Linked DNA regions of Homo sapiens: region 1 is linked to region 2. A link is a loop called in an ENCODE intact Hi-C map of the cell type or tissue named here. Cell type or tissue: mammary epithelial cell. All regions are shown on one strand. Links, peaks and the distances in the headings refer to the core of each region. The heading gives the core; the rest is flanking DNA.

Evidence for each region. A loop is a pair of places that touch in the nucleus more often than their neighbours do. Peaks named below come from ENCODE experiments on the same cell type or tissue, not always from the same donor. Only the 100,000 strongest peaks of a DNase experiment are listed, where the experiment ranks them.
Region 1: a loop joins it to region 2, with 2.9 times the contacts of the local background. A loop is called at or near these places in 5 of 110 quality-filtered maps.

Annotation. Positions count from the first base shown.
Region 1 is chr3:4,902,583-4,910,919 of GRCh38, forward strand. The region is part of intron 1 of BHLHE40-AS1 (BHLHE40 antisense RNA 1); the gene reads right to left. Among named protein-coding and RNA genes, the nearest start is that of BHLHE40, 73 kb to the right of the region's middle. RefSeq lists enhancers at 3,570-4,275, 3,913-4,052. In mammary epithelial cell, for the core only: no CTCF peak of the experiment used is centred there; DNase peaks (open chromatin) are centred at 2,879 and 3,789; H3K27ac peaks cover 1,194 bases.
Region 2 is chr3:5,017,107-5,025,443 of GRCh38, forward strand. No RefSeq gene overlaps it. Among named protein-coding and RNA genes, the nearest start is that of BHLHE40-AS1, 41 kb to the left of the region's middle. RefSeq lists a cis regulatory region at 4,723-4,921 and enhancers at 5,614-6,813, 6,261-6,630. In mammary epithelial cell, for the core only: CTCF peaks have their summits at 1,054 and 4,946; DNase peaks (open chromatin) are centred at 1,045, 4,835, 5,255 and 6,385; H3K27ac peaks cover 6,252 bases.

The sequences.
Region 1 (8,337 bases), core at 273-8,272, 110 kb before region 2:
GCTGATCTACGATAAACTGTTCAAATATCTGTATCCCATTTAGAGACAAAGGACCAGGCTGAGCAACATAGTGAGATCCTGTCTCTACAACAAATTAAAAAAGAAAAAATAGCCAGATGTGGTGGCACAGGCTTGTGGTCCCAGCTACCTGCAACTCTGAGGTGGGAGGATCTCTTGAGCCCAGGTGATTAAGGCTGCAGTGGGCTATGATCGGGCCACTGCACTCCAGCCTGGGTGACAGAGTGAGACCCTGTCTTAACAACAGAGAGAGAGAGAGAGAGAGAGAGAGAGAGAGAGAGAGAGAGAGAGAGAATGGGCTTTCATGCTAGAAATAGCTATAATTTTTTTTAAAAAATAATGTGATATTTACTTATATTTTATATTTAGAAAATGTCATTTCCTACATCTAAAATGGCTTTTGAAAATGGAAAAGCAACCAACTGAAATTGTATTGAATTAATTATATCAATACTTTCTAAACTTCCAACAGCTCTGGTGAATCACTATTTCCTATTCTATTGTTTTTTACTATATGGTTGTTTCACATTTTGGAAATAAGTGAGAAGAAACAGTAGAAAATAGACTGTTTGATTTGGTTTTGAATCCTTTGCCTGGATGTATCTGGATTCAAGGTCTATTAGGCTGAATCATATGAAATTGCTGCTTATTTAGTTAAAATGACATCAAATATTGGCAATTTCATAAGTGGTTGCTGGCTACCACTTCAGTGTTTCTTCTGTTATCTCTGTGATAAAGTCTTTGGTCCTTGTCAATTGGCCATGGGTAAATGGGACAATTACAGGATAAAAACTTTATTCTTGGATAATAGGGTAATAAACAATAATAATAACAGGTAGAAAATAGATAATAACAGATAATTGATATACAGATATTAGCTAGGTAATAGGTAGGTAGATAAAAATAATAGTATCGATAGAATTTCTGCTGCAAGGTTTGTATGTCTACAGAAGAGTCTTCTCTTCCTTCCAGTCTTTTGGAAAAAAAAGTAGACACTTTCTCACTATGTTGCCCAGGCTGGCCTCAAGTTTCTGGGCTCAAGCAATCCTCCTACCTTAGCCTCCTGAGTAGCTGGTACTATAAGCATTCATCCCCACACCCACCAGCTAGCAAGCATTCTTTTAACCTTCTGCAAGTAAGAGGTTTTGACGCCCTTCATTTCATTCTTTTATTTGCTGATCATTATGATAATAGTAGTTAACATTTCTAGTGATCTCTTAGCATCCATGGGGATTGGTTCCAGGACCCCCTCATGGATACCAAAATCCAAGATGCTAAAGTTTCTTTTATAAAATGGCATAGTGTTTGCATGTAACCTATGTACATCTTCCCGTATACTTTAAATCATCTCTAAATTATAAGTAATCTTATAATACCTAATACAATGTAAATAGGGTTATATTGCACTGTTTTTTATTTGTATTTTTTATCTGTATTTTTTTGAATATTTTCTACTCGAGGTTGGTTGAGTCCTTGGATGCAGACTTGGGGATATGGAGGGCTGACTGTCCAGTACTTACTAAGTTACTGGGCGTATAATAAAGTCTTTACATGTTATTATTTCCTCCTCAAAATGACTCTGTGAGATAAGCATTAGTATTATAATCTCTGTTTTACAGATGAAAGCTTTGGGAGAGCAAGACAGCTACAAAACCTATTTTTCATTCTACAGTGTATTTGATTAAATGGAGGGAAGACAGGAGAGATGGAGAAAAATTTTGGCCAGTCAAACTTCAGATCCTCAGGTCAAATGTAGCCTTGGTGTCAGAATCTGGAAATTCCTATTGAAGTGGTTTGGTGGCCAATTGTACTTCTGATCCTTGAATTTGAACTTTAAAATCCACCTTTGGGTGTGACAATATGATCCCAGGACTTAATTAACCTCTTAATATGTCATTATCTTTATCTGTAAAACAATACAAAATTATCTACCTCATAGAGTCATTGAGGTTTCCAATGATATTTTACATCCTTAGATGAAGACATACAAAATAATATAACCTATTCCAAAACTGGAAGGAAGCACTCTTTGGTTTTTGTGCTTTCATAATAATTGCTATTTCTCATTTGTAAGTTTGTGGCAACAGATGGACAAGAAAAAATTAGAACTCATAGAAAATATTTTGATAGATATCAGTTTTATAGATTTATAGTTTCTTTTCCTAAACTGTACTGTTCAACAAAAATTATACAAACCTTTTGACTAGGAGATGCATTTTTAAAGGCATATAGACTCTTAGTAATTTATATCCTCTGTACAGCTTATATTTTCTATATCACGAAGAATAGGAAAGAAAAACAGACAGAGTTATCATCATTCATTCTCCAAAAAAGAGCACATGCTTATGGGAACCTTGCTCTAAAACCTAAGCAGCCACATGAAAATGATTTAGCTTCCTGAAGATTGCGCAAGAGTCAACAGCACAGCTAGACAATATTGTTTTAATTCTTCATGTTGCAGAATTATCTAAAGAAAAGAAAGCTGATTTTTTAAATGATAGCTGAAGATATTTTGAAGACAGTTGAATCTGGGTTGGCAAGGCAAAAAGTCAAACAGCACATCAAAACAAGAGAAGGAAACTGTGACTAAAATAAAAGTGATGATATGTTCCTCTAATTTAAACATTCAAGTCTGTGTAAATGAATTAAAAAATTTTCTTTGAAAAGTTCTCACCAGTTGTGAGATAGACCAAATAATTTAACACAAGCAATCTCTAGAGGTTGAATTAAGGTCCTGTTTTAAAAACATTATTAGTAAGCAGATGGCGACTATAAAAATGATCACAAAGTAATGATTATACACACTGCCGAGTCAAGCTGCCCGACCGGTCCTGCCCATTCTTTAACTATTTCATGTATGTCAAGTTCACCACCCCCTGCACACCTATTGTCCTGGCATTTCACAGTTTCTTCTTTCAACAAGGGTAGAAGCGGTTTCTGTGACACAGCTGTCAAAGAAGAACACGTGAAGAGGGAAGAAAGTCTAGGTGAGGGCTGGGTATGTTGGCTCACACCTGTATTCCCGGCACTTTGGGAGGCTGAGGCAGGAGAACTGCTTTTGCCCAGGAGTTCAAGACCAGCCTGGGCAACATAGTGGGACCCTATCTCTACAAAAAATTAAAAAAATTAGCCTGGCGTGGTGGTGCACACCTGTAGTCCCAGCTACTCAGGACTCTGAGGTAGTAGGATAGCTTGAGCTTGGGAGGTATATGCTGCAGTAAGCAGAGATCTCGCCACAGCACTCCAGGCTGAGTGACAGAGCAAGACCTTGTTTCAAAAAAAAAAAAGGAAAAGAAAAAGAAAGAAAGAAAGAAAATGTCTAGGTGGGAACACAAGCTAAGGACCCAGTCTTCAAATTCCAGGACCTCTTGGATCATCCACATACACAACCTGACTCTCATTCACAGAAGCACTTTTCATGAAAACATTATATTACAATGATTTAAACACCCTTCTCCAAATTAGTTAACTTGCTTTACTTCAGATTAGCTAGTTTAAAGAGAACATAATTGATTAGTGAAAAAAACCAACTTGACTAATGAGTGAGCTCTGGGAATAGGTTTCTGGGTACCCAAGAAGCATTAACTCATACAAATAAGTCCAAACAATGACTCCAGCTGGGAAAAGAACAGAGTCAGAACAAGCAGTTGCCTAGGGCAATACATTACCAAGGCAGCGGACTCTGCAAGTGGTTTCTGTAGAACAAATGCAGGCTTTGAATTTAAATATTACCCACTTTGCTTGGGGTAGGTGAATCTGTAGATGAATTACTCACCCCAGAAGTTAAGCAGCCACTCTCCTGACCTCACTAGATGGATGACAGATGGATGTTTTAAAAGTGACTATTCAGAGTTCAGGGTGCAAATGAAGGCATTCACTATATGGCTGCATACACAGCACTGGCTATAAGCCAAGCTTGCTTTCCACCCCTTCTCTCTAGCCCAGCGTAGGCTGCTGACTATAAGCCAAACGCCAATCACCAGGTAGCAATGACTTGTCTTTGCACTGGCTGTGAGGAGGCTTAGTCTTTTTTAATCCTCTACTGCTTGCAAGTGAATTGGGCTATTGGGTATGTATGTATATGTATACACACACACACACACATATTCAAATATGCATATACATATATCTATCTAGCAAACCATCATATTTTCTTTTTTACTTATTTTTTGAGACAGGGTCTCACTCTGTCTCCCAGGCTGCAGTGCAGTGGGTGACTATAGCTCACTGCAGCCGTGGCCTCGTGGGCTCAAGCCATCCTCCCATTTCAGTCTCTTGAGTAGCTGGGACTACATGCACACGCTACCCTGCCCAGCTAATTTTAATTTTTTGTTTGTTCTAGAGACAAGGTCTCACTATGTTGTCCAGGCTGGTCTCAAACTCCTGGCCTCAAGTAATTCTCCCGCTTCAGCCTCCCAAATAGCTGGGATTACAGGCGTGATCCACTGTACCCAGCCTATATTTTCTTAGCCATATTTTTTTTCTTTCCTCAAACTCATTTCAGTTTATTTTATTCTTAAGCAGAGCCTATATTTGTATAAGCTGCTTCAATTCCCTCTATGGAAAGCCACAAACAGACAAATACATAAAGTGTAGAAAGAATGCTAATATGATAGACCGTGAGATCTCAGAGTCCTTTTTAGTGAAGCAGAGGTGTCACTTGTTTAAACTGTTAACCCTGGAGACTGTAAGTGTGAATCAATCCCTCAAGTATTCAAGTTGCAGGGCTCTCAAATTCAGGGTAAAAGAGAATTTATAAAAGCTCTAAAGAACAGGACAATTTATTGAATGGCTGTAATATGAATGCATGTTCACAAGGAATAATTCCATTTCCTTTGTTAAAATTCCCTTTTGTTCTTTGAGAATTCTTTTTTCACTAGCCAGAAAGCAAAATAGCACTGGAAACTGTTTTTGAAATGGACATCATTGGGCTAGATTGTTCGCAGCAATCTCTCTTGACATTGTGTATAATGTTTTATTACATCTGGAGCATCACTAAAAAAGAGGGAATAGAGTCCCACATTCACATATAGCTTCGTAAGGCAGCTATTGAATAGATCTAGCAAATCTTGTGGCTGTTTTGAATGTAATTATGAATCTCTGTCCTGGAGGTTGTCACTTCATTCTTAGGAAGGGGTAGTTCTACCTGTCACTAGGAGACTGGGCGGCCTAAGGAAACTCGTCAGTAGCTTGGGGCTCCCTTGTCTTTAAACTGAGGGGCCTGAAGTTAGATCACAGGGCTGTAGAATTCGCCTACTGCTTTCACAATCATTAGTTCTTTTGATCTTCACAGCAACCCTGAAGGGAGGCAGGGCATTTGTTATTTAATACACAAGGAAATGGAGGCTCAGAGATAAAACAATGTGTTTAAAGATCTTAGAGCAATTAAAATAGAACACCTGAGACAGAATCCAGTTCTTGGAGATCTGTTTTACTGCTGTTTTAGCACTGTGGTTCAGTTGGAATTTCCTACCTCACTTAATACGTAGAAGAAGAAAGTGAGAAAAACAGTGCCAGTGTTGGGGTGGACAGCAGGTGGAATACGCTATTGGTCTGACTCCTTATGGATTGACTTTTGATCTTGTAAAGAATGTACAGAGTCTAAATTTAGCAACAGCCAGCTAATGAACAGCTGGAGTCAGGTCACAAGTTTGGGGTGAGCATGGGTTGAACCAGCCCTGCCTTGCTTTTGGTGGGGCGCTTAGCAACAGTGCTACCCCAGGTGGTTCCATGCTGTAGCATATGCTCAACCTTTTAGTAAAGGCCACAGTCTTATTTAAAAACAAAACATCCAAAATTTCTATTATGAGCCTCCCAAATCCCCGTTAAATAAAAATGCAGTATTTTCCTCACTCTTCTTCCTATGCTGACATTTAGAAATACCATTTTCCTATTTCATTTTATATCTTCAGAGAGGAAACTATGTAATGCAGCAGAAAGAACCCCATTTGGAATTCAAGAAAGCCGGGTCCTCAGCCTCGCTTGACTTAGCTGTGTGATTTTCAACAAGTTACTTAACCTCTCAGAACCTATTTCTGTACAGGAAATCTAGGGGTTTTCCTATCTAAGCTTTGAGATCTTGTCTAACTCTCAAATTCTATGATTCATTTCCAACTTAGGTTTCTCTTATTTAATGTTTGCTATTTGTTTTGTTAGATATTAATTCATATTTGTGGGCCCAGTTTAACTTTCAAATAACAATATTTTTATTATTTGCATTCTATTACTCCTAGGTACGGGATCTCATCCCCGCTAGACCTTGCTTTGTTTTCCTGGGTAATCTTTCTATTATGTGTCATCCATCTCCTGACAAGCATTGCAGGTACCAGTGCGCTTATCACTTGCATCAGTTAGAATGAGAAAAGCCAATTCAAACCGCCTTAACGAGAAAAAAGATCTACTGACTCATGGAACTAAGAGTTAAGGAGTAGTGCAGGTTCAAGCAAAGTTGGATCAGAGTTCTTGATCTATTTCTCTGTGATTTTATTGACTCTACTGATTTGTGTTTACGATGTTTATCCTGAGACAAACAGCAAGAGGATGCAATGGTTCAGGGCCTCCTATCCCTGCCCAAAAGGGACTATAAGAAGAATACTCTACTGTCTATTCTCTATTTTTGTAGCCAGGAAACTTTCTCTGGAATCCTCAGAAAACTCCCTTTTATCTCCTTGGCCTAAACAGAGTCACACACCATTCCTGAACCAGCCACTGTTGCCTAAGGAGTGCCATGCCAGGCTTGAGCCTGGGTATCTGAACCAATTGCTGGCAGGGAGTAGGGCTACCTTGACAGGTTTACACCAGTCAGTGCTACCCATGGAACTGAAGTCCAACCCCATAACTACAGAGTGGCTACATCATGGTGGAGGAGAGGATGTCAGAGAGGCAACCTTATTCCATTGTATCTTGCCCATCCAGCTCTAAGAACATGGGGGCAAAAATTGCATTTTCAGATCTTCTGCGTGCCAGGCACCCAGCTAATGTTTGTTACATTGAATAGAATGGAATGGAATGGAATTTTAGGTAGTGGTGAAGACAAAAACCAAAACAGAAAAATAACACGCAGTTCTCTGTACCTCTTCCTCTCAATTCTATTCTTGCCATGGCTGCTGTTCATGCTCCCTAACTTTCCCCACTATTTATATGTTACCCCTCTTATTTTTAGCCATAAGTTTTACTTAGTCTGAAGATAACCAAATATTTCCTGAATAATAAGTCTCTGAATATGCATATTCTCTAAATATGAATATAAGCCTATTTGCAAATCTAGCACTTACATTTAGAATGTTGTTGGCAGGACTCTGAAAATCAACTTTTTTTTTTAATGGAAAAATATACTACAGCAGAAGGATTTGTTTTCCACAAAGCAGAACCAACTTTTTTGATTTCAATGATTTTTTGATACTTCCGTATATATTTATATGCTCATTAAATAAATAAATATTAAGTCAGACCTTCTTGATTAGAGAATCGTCTGTCACTAAAAATTGGACTTAGGACTTACAAGTCTCTCTCATTAAAGAGAAGGGGTTGTAAGAGGGCTGGGATGCCTGGATTTATTCAGCCCCTCTTTCTCCCATTCTAGCTCCCAACGTGGTCCCATTCTCTGAGAAAGTACACAAGGCCCCGGGGCCAGGCAGTAGGTGATATTCATAAGCAACAAGAAATAGGAAGCCCTCTATATGGGTTTAGTAGCGCCCTCTTCCAAAACAAGACCACAGCAACCGGCTGATCGGGGCCACCCCTCAGGAAATGCTGGACCCAGGGCCACCCAACTCAACAACACTTTCAATCCTTTAGTAGCTTTTACTGAGCACACCATCTGCGTAAACTTCAGTGTTCTATGATATAGTCCCTGCCCTTGAGAGAGGTAGACAAGGAAACAGGCAATTACAATCCAGCAGTGAAGTCCCTGGAAGAGGTAAACCCAGAGTGCTACCAAGGCAGAGGTAGCACTGTGAGAGGGCTGCTCCATGGCCTAACACCAGAGGGGTCAGGATTCACTTGAAACACAATGCCCTTCCATGGAATGTTCTTCCATTTGTTTGTGTCCTTTTTTATTTCGCTGAGCAGTGGTTTGTAGTTCTCCTTGAAGAGGTCCTTCATATCCCTTATAAGTTGGATTCTTAGGTATTTTATTCTCTTTGAAGCAATTGTGAATGGGAGTTCACTCATGATTTGGCTCTCTGTTTGTCTGTTATTGGTGTATAAGAATGCTTATGACTTTTGCACATTGATTTTGTATCCTGAGACTTTGCTGAATGATGTCCCCTGCAGCTGTGCAATGTGGCAGCCCTGACCCCCGCCCCATCTTAGCATGGT
Region 2 (8,337 bases), core at 33-8,032:
ACAGATGTCATGTGATCTACCATACATAGATTTAAGCATTACCCTAGAAAACTCCGTGGAAGAGCAGAATGACAAGTCCAAAGACTAGAAGGTAAAAGAGAGCAAGGCACTTTAACAAAACTGAAGATAGGCCACTGCGGCTGAAGTGGGATGTATTCACCATATGGGGCAAGGAGCTGGACTGCCGACTGGGAGGCAGGAAGGTGGACAGGAGAGAAGTTGGGTCACGCTAAGGGGCTCGGGCTTTATTTTAAAGACTAGAGGCAAGATTGAAATGCTAAAAGATTTAAAGATCAGTATAACTCCTACTCCTCTCTCCCCTACTCCATTTAAAAGAAAGCTCAGAGGCCGGGTGCAGTGGCTTACGCCTGTAATCCCAGCACTTTGGAAGGCTGAGGCAGGTGGATCACGAGGTCAAGAGATCGAGACCATCCTGGCCAAGATGGTGAAATTCCATCTCTACTAAAAATACAAAAATCAGTTGGGCATGGTGGCACGCGCCTGTAGTTCCAGCTCCTCAGGAAGCTGAAGCAGGAGAATTGCTTGAACCCGGGAGATGGAGGTTGCAGTCAGCCGAGTTCGCGCCAGTGCAGTCTAGCTTGGCAGCAGAGCGAGACTCTGTCTCAAAAATAATAATAATAGTAGAAATTTAAAAAGCTCAGAAGGGCTTTCTTCCCTTACCCTAGGTCACACAGCCCAGCTCTGGGGCCAAACCCAGGTCTCTGGACTCCTACCAGGAGAGGGCCGCACCCCAGGGAGAGACAAGAGGGAAAGGGAGAAGGCCTAGAACAGTGGCTTTCAAGACTTTATATTGACGATTAAAGAGTTATCTCAACAAGAGAAATTAATCTGCCCTGATTCCATTCCCTCCCACACCCTGGGTGGACCCAAGTTATTCTTTTGGCCTCACCCTAACCCCACCCACCGGCTTGCGAAAGGAGAGGGCTAGGAGACAACTCTCCCTTAGAAAGCCCAGCTCTAGGCTCCACACAGGGCCCAGCAACTCAGAAAAGGCAGCAGATCAGATGGGCTGGAGCCAGCCCTTTGAAACCACCACTGGGTGGTGAATAAAATCACTGGAAACGAACGAAGCTTGGTCTGTGGCAGCTTGGTAGGTGGCCCCGCCCGGGATGAAAGGCCTGCCAGGGCTGGGCTGGGCCAAGCTGTGCACAGAGGCCTAACAAGCCTTCAGAGGCAATTCCTATCTCTGCTCCCTGGGGTTAATGCCTGCCTGTGGAGAGATTGATTAATGTGCAGTTGTGAGGACAACCTGTCAAGACCTGTGGATTTAGATTTTGTCTTGTCTTAGCTTGATTTCAGAGTGGAGTGGTCTCACTGTGTTCTGAGGCCCTTGGCTGGTGGGCCTGTGCCAGTTTGCATGGGCGAATTCGAACCACTTGGTGGGCTCAAGTGGATAGAGGGACATTTAATGTGTACTACAGAATGCTGCCTTGTGCCACGCACTGTTCTGGCAGCTACAGGCAGGCAAGTCCCTGATTTCATGCAGCTCGTGTTCTAGTAGAGGGGTGAAGGCATTGGACAAATTAAGAAGTCAATAAAATAATCTCAGAGATGGTGGCGATGTTTCTAGATGAGACTTTCTCAACCTTGGCACTACTGACATTTGGGGCTGGATACATTCTTGGTGATAAGGGGGTGTCCTGGACACTATGGAATGTTTAGCACTATCTCTGGCCTCTACCCATTACATGCCAGTAGCAACCCCACTACTTATGGCAACCAAGCCAAAAACATTTCAGACATTGCCAAATATCCCTGGAGTGCCAGCATTACCCCTGCCTGGTTCAGAACCACTGCTCTAAACCAGAGCTGTTCACTAAAAATATAATGTGGCCAGGCCTGGAGGCTCATGCCTGGAGGCTCATGCCTGTAATCCCAGCACGTGGGGAGACTGAGACAGGAGGATCACTTGAGCTCAGGAGTCGGAGACCAGCGTGGGTAACATAGGGAGACCCCATCTCCACAAAATATAAAAAAATTTGCCAAGCATGGTGGTGAGTGCCTGTAGTCCCAGCGACTCAGGAGACTGAGATGGGAGGGAGGATCCTTTGACTCCAGAATATTGAGGCTGCAGAGAGCAATGACCATGCTACTGCACTCTAGCCTGGGTGACAGTGAGACCCTGTCTCAAAAAAAAAAAAAAATACAAGCCACATGCATGATTTTACATTTTCTAGTAGCCACATTAGAAAAGAAAAAAGACACGGTTAAAATAGATTTTTAAAAAATCTATTTGATTTTACCTCAAATATTATTTCAACATGTAATTCATATAAAGAATTATTAATGAGATATGTTATGTTCTTTTGTTCTTACAACATCTTCAAAATCTGGTGTGTATTTCACACTCACAGCACATCTCAATTAGGATAGCGCGACTCTAGACCACCCAGCCCCGCTGCCTGTGTGAGGAGTGGAAGCGCGTGCTGTCGTAAGTTCATCAGAAAGACAGCCTCAACCTGGAGCCTCGCTGGCTGTTCAAAGTGTTGTCTCAGACTAGCAGCCCCGGAGCTTGTCAGATGGCAGGATCTCGGGCCCCGCCCAAGAACTGCTGAATCAGAATTTGCCTTTGAACAAGGGAATTTGTGGGCGCATTGTAGTTTAAGAAGAACCGGGTGAGGAAGTCAGAATGTTCAGGGGCCAGGCATCTTGGGAGGGACTCAAGTCCATAAAATGAAATTGTTCTGTTGGTAGACACCGCATCTTCCTGTTAACTAACTCTAGTCTCAGTTTTCCCATCTCTAGAATGGGGATTATTCATACTCTTTCTCGGGGCTGATGGTATTTAATAAGTGTGAACTCATCACCATGCCCCCTTTCCTCTCTGGCCACAGCTCCCCCTTTATCTCACAAAAGCCTTCCTGGACTCGGACTTTCTGAATGTTGTGCCCTACGTTGAGGATGGGGTGAAGAGGAGGCAGTTTCTGCTACCAGGGATGCTACCCCAAGAGGGAAGACCCTGAGCCCAACTGCAGTGCCCACCTGGGTGGGGGAACCCATGTGGAGCGGCCTGAGGGGCCTGGGCATGGGGTGCGGCTCCCACACCAAACAGGGCATGTGGCCATGTGGAGAATGACCTGCACACGCTCACACATTGTACAAGGTGTGGGTGAAGTGGTGGCTCTGTCACTTAGGAGGACTTCCTGTTCCCAAGGCCAGAACATTCTATAAAAATCATTAAGGAGTTAGAGGTTCTCTGTTTGCTCACCCTCGGCAAGTTCCTCACCCAGCAAGACTATGTTGTGAAGTCCTACCCTTGCGTCTGCCGAGGGGACCCCCACCACCACCAGCCCAGCATCTGGAAGAAGCCTGACTCTCCCTTTGGAGTGCCAGTTCCTCTTGATTTCTAGTTCCGACATGTCCAAAATGGAAGGTGCTTATCTCCAAACCCCATGGCTCAGCCTGGCGCTCACTTCCCTCGCCTTTCATCAGGGCTTGGGCAGGCTCCCCAAGTAGGCAGGAGGGGGTGAAACAAAGGTCAGGTGAGGGCTGAAGCCAAAACAGTGTGGAGAGAAAAGGGTGCCCCTGCCACTGCCCCACCTCAGTCAGAGCTGGCACATGAGTTAAACAGATTAGGAAAACTTCACGCAGAGACTGATGGGTACAGAGGCATGAATTGGAGTGGGAGGAATCCCAAGTACCTTGGTTTCCCCCTTCCCAGTGAGCTAGAACATGATCTTGGTCAAGCCGGAGTGCTGATGTAGGGGCCATGGCCGGGGGTTCCTCTAGGGGTGGCAGTCATGCTTATGAGGGTGAGTGCTTTAAAAATGACTAGAGCCCCAGTGTTTATCCTGTTATGATTCAGAAATACCACCTTGGACCAGGTAAGGACTTCAAAAAGAGGGGGAAAAAATGGGCCGGGTGCAGTGGCTCAAGCCTGTAATCCCACCACTTTGGGAGGCTGAGGCGGGCATATCATTTGAGGTCAGGAGTTCAAGACCAGCCTGGCCAACATGGTGAAACCCTGTCTCTACTAAAAATACAAAAATTAGCCAGTCACGGTGGAGGGCGCCTGTAATCCCAGCTGTTCGGGAGGCTGAGGCAGGAGAATCGCTTGAACATGGGAAGTGGAGGTTGCAGTGAGCTGAGATCGCGCCACTGCACTACAGCCTGGATGACGGAGTGAGTCCCTGTCCAAAAAAAAAGGGCAGGTGGGGGGAAGAAAGAGAAGGAAAAAAAGGAAGGAAGGAAAGAAAGAAGGAAGGAAGGGAAGGAAGGAAGGAGAAAGCTAGGACCTTTTGAAGTGCCCAAAGAAAGAAAAAGATGGAGGAAAGTAAGAAAAGAAGTGAGTGGAAGAACGGATGAAGGGAACTAGATTGATTGCATAGCTAATATGTTGTGGGCGTTTCACTGTTTCAGTATTTTTCCTTTTCCTCCTCTTCTGCCACTTTCTTCTTCTCCATGTCATGTCCATTTTTCAGGCATGGAGAGGGAAGGTCAGAGAGGCTGCCTTGAGTCAGAGCACCCTGGGTTGGAGTGTCCCTAGCTAGCTTAGTGACCTTGAGGAGGTCACTTAATCTGTCTGATCTTCAGCTTCCTCATCTATAAGAAGGAGAAAATAACTCTTTTGCAGAGCTGTGGAGTAACGAGATTAATATATGTAACACCTAGCACATGCCGAGCGCTCAAAACATGCTAGTTACCCGCACGGTTACTTTTAAGTAAGTTGCCCAAGGCCACACAGCTAATGAAGAGCCGACATTTTGACTCAGGCCTGTTGAGTCCAGAGCGCTCGTATTCCACCACATCAGACTGACTCACTAGGTAGTGACAAATCAGGAAAGTGCCACATAAACTATAAACCCTCTCTCCCACAGGCATACATTTGCACAGAGGGAGTGACACCCATTGTTTTTGCCTGCCCAGCAACCATTCCTTTTTATTCTGGAAACATCATCTTATGGCTTTAACACCATCTCCAGGTCTAGGGAGGAATATGTGACTCAAGCCAGGCTGGCCAGGGTTAATCCTGATATTTTTGTTGAGAAGAAAGATCTCTTTCTAATGAGGTTGTTAAGCTCACAAAAGGTAAGACTAGAGCTACTGGGACAATTCCTTGTCATCTTATAGGCAGGCAGAGCTGAAAGATTAAAAAAACAACAAATCTCTAACACTAGCATTTGGGCACCTGGAAACAGCTATGCCTGAAGCCATCAGCTGGATCTTTTTTTTCCCCCTGTAGCTAATTTGAATCCAGTTTCTGTCTTGCAACTAAGAGTCCTCACTGACTAATTTGAGGCTTGCCTGATACCGAGGCTCATGTACCTTAAACCATCCCAGATTGACTCAACAGTATAGAGCCTAAAGAGAAAAAAGGAAAAACAAATAAAGCAAATACTTTCTCTTTCTCATTTCCTTTCATCTTATATAGATATGGTACCTCTGCTAACAATTGCTGGATGAGTGTACAAACATGTCCAAGACAATCCCTTCACATTACTACTTGTTAATGATCTCATTACCTGCATAAACATCATGATTCTTTGTGTCAGTATCATAGTTGTCCGTATCAAACCTGTGTCAATTCCATGAAAATATATCAAGCTCCATTTCTGGTGCCCCTTTGAGAAAACTAGAGTTGGTGAGACATAAGTAAGAATATACATTTTTCTTTTTCTTTTTTTTTTTTTTGAGATGGAGTTTCCCTTTTGTCACCCACGCTGGAGTATAGTGGCACAATCTCGGCTCACTGCAACCTCTGCCTCCTGGGTTCAAGCGATTCTCCTGCTTCAGCCTCCTGAGTATCTGGGATTACAGGCCTGTGCCACCACACCTGGCTAATTTTGTATTTTTAGCAGAGACAGGGTTTCACCATGTTGGCCAGGCTGGTCTCGAACTCTTGACCTCAAGTGACCCACCCACTTTGGCCTCCCAAAGTGCTGGGATTACAGGCGTGAGGCACTGTGCCCGCCCGAGAATCTGTGTTTTTCACTCATAGTTTGGGATTGTTCTTGCAGCTGAATACCTCTGAAATAATAATCAATGAATATTTCATTCAATAAATATTTACTATCCTCTTCCGTGTGCCAGTCTCCTAAGTTGTCTTAGGATAATAATTATTATCCTAAATCATCCCATTACTTCTTAGATATTTAGCATTCCAACAAACAGAAAACGAGCTCTCTCCTCTCCCTTCCCAAGGGTTTATGTCTTTCATCTCCTCCTTGGCTATCCAGGTTTCGACCTCGGAGTTGGCTTTAGCTGCTGGAGCCTTCCTGAACCCATCTGTTGGGATATTGAGTCACTGAGTCATAAAGAGGAATGTTTCTCACTAAACATCACACCAGAACAGATAGACTTCCAGCTGAGCCAGCTGGTGACCTGGCCGCCCCTGAGTGGAGAAAATGGGAGACGTGGGAGTTGGAAGGCACACCACGCAGACGGTCACCTCATGGTGACGTCACCTGCCAAACCGGTGACTCACCTCCCAATTCTCCCCTCTACCAGCCATATCTTGCTCACTTGGAATACCTGAGGGGAATACCAGCCTCCTGTGTTTAGTGAAAACACACGCTCGTGAGCTATTTTTTAAAGGCATGATGTTTTCTTGCTTTCAAGTGCAGGCCTGGGTTAAGACTGCTTCTGCTTTAATAAGTACCCAGGAGTCTGCTTTTAAAGAAAGACTTGGATAAGCATGGGGATTGCTATGTGGGTTACCTTTTTTTTCTTAAAATTTTTCATTGTAGTAAAATATGCATAACACATAATTTACCATTTTAACTTTTTTTTTTTTGGAGACAGAATTTCCTCTGTTACTGAAGCTAGAGTGCAGTGGTGTGATCACCGTTCATCGCAGCCTCACCCTCTAGGGCTCAATCAATCCTCCCACCTCAGCCTCCCACGAAGCTGGGACTACAGGCATGTGCCCCGACACCCAGCTAATTTTTTTTATTTTTTGGAGAGATGGGGTTTCACTATGCTGCTCAGGCTGGTCTCAAACTCCTGGGCTCAAGCGATCCACCCATGTCAGCCTCCCAAAATCCTGGGACTACAGGCGTGAGCCACCTTTTAACCATTTTTAAGTGCACAATTCAGAGGCATTAAGTACATTCACAACGTTGTGCAACCATCACTACCCATTCCTAGAGCTTGTTCAGCATCCCTTCAATTCATCACCAATTAAATTGTTCATTGAATTCTAATCAAACGAGAACTCCCCACTCCTCTCTCCCTCCAGCCCCCGGTACCTCTACTCTACTTCTGTATGTATAAATTTGTCTAGTCTAGGTGTTCCATATAAGTGGAATCATACAATACCGTCCTTTTGTGTCTGACTTATTTTACTTGGCATCATGTCTTCAACATTCATCATATTGTAGCACTTACCAGAATTTCATTCCTTTTTAAGGCTGAATAATATTTCATTGTATGTACATACTAGATTTAGTTTATCCATTCATTTATTGTTTTCACATCTCAGCTATTGTGGGTAGTTTACTTTCGAGTCCCTAAAGATCATTTGTTCTCTTTACTAGTTAGAAATTCTTCTTTAGAAAGATTCTCAGAGTTCACCTGTAGACTGGGACTAAGATGACCAGTTCTAACTACTTCTCAGGGGTATTGTGAAGATAAAGTTAACTCCTGGGTAGGAAAATGCTTTATAAATACTAAAATGTGTCTACGGTCATACTATCCTGAATGCACCCTATCTCGTCTAAATTCTAAAACGCCCCACAAAAATATTTTTACTTTGTTTGTACTATTTGCTTAGCTTTTCCCCGCAAGCAGAAAAAAAAAAAAAAAAAAAGAGAGAACACGACCCTAGGCTCCTTTCAAATTATAATAAAATCTAGACGGAAATGGTCCAAATGAATGAGGTTTTCCTGGGATGTTTGTATACACTGCAGTCTCTCCATTCTTTCCAAAGCCGAGTACAAGTGCATTAAGTGCTTACATGGACCAGGACGCTATTCTGCTCATTACTGAGCATTAATTTACAGCTCTGGGACATGGACAAGTTACTTCGCCTCTGTGCCTCGGTCTCTTCATCTGCAATGTAGGGACCAAAGTGATAGAACTGACCTCATAGGGTTGTTGTATCAAATGAGGTAATAATGGTAGTGGCTTTGGCACAGCGTTTGGCATACAGTAGGCCTCAATGCTAGTTGCATTGCTGTTATTATGTGTTTCTTATTTGGAATTACTTTTATCCTCATCTCACATTTTTAACACATAATTCAAGATTAAATGCATGGTCTTAAAAATGCACTAAAAAAGCATCAATTCCAAAGAAAAAGGGCCATGTCTGTCATGTTAATTGATGTTTTGCAAGGCTGCCTGGTAATGGTACAGACTTCTAGTTTAGGACTCAGATTT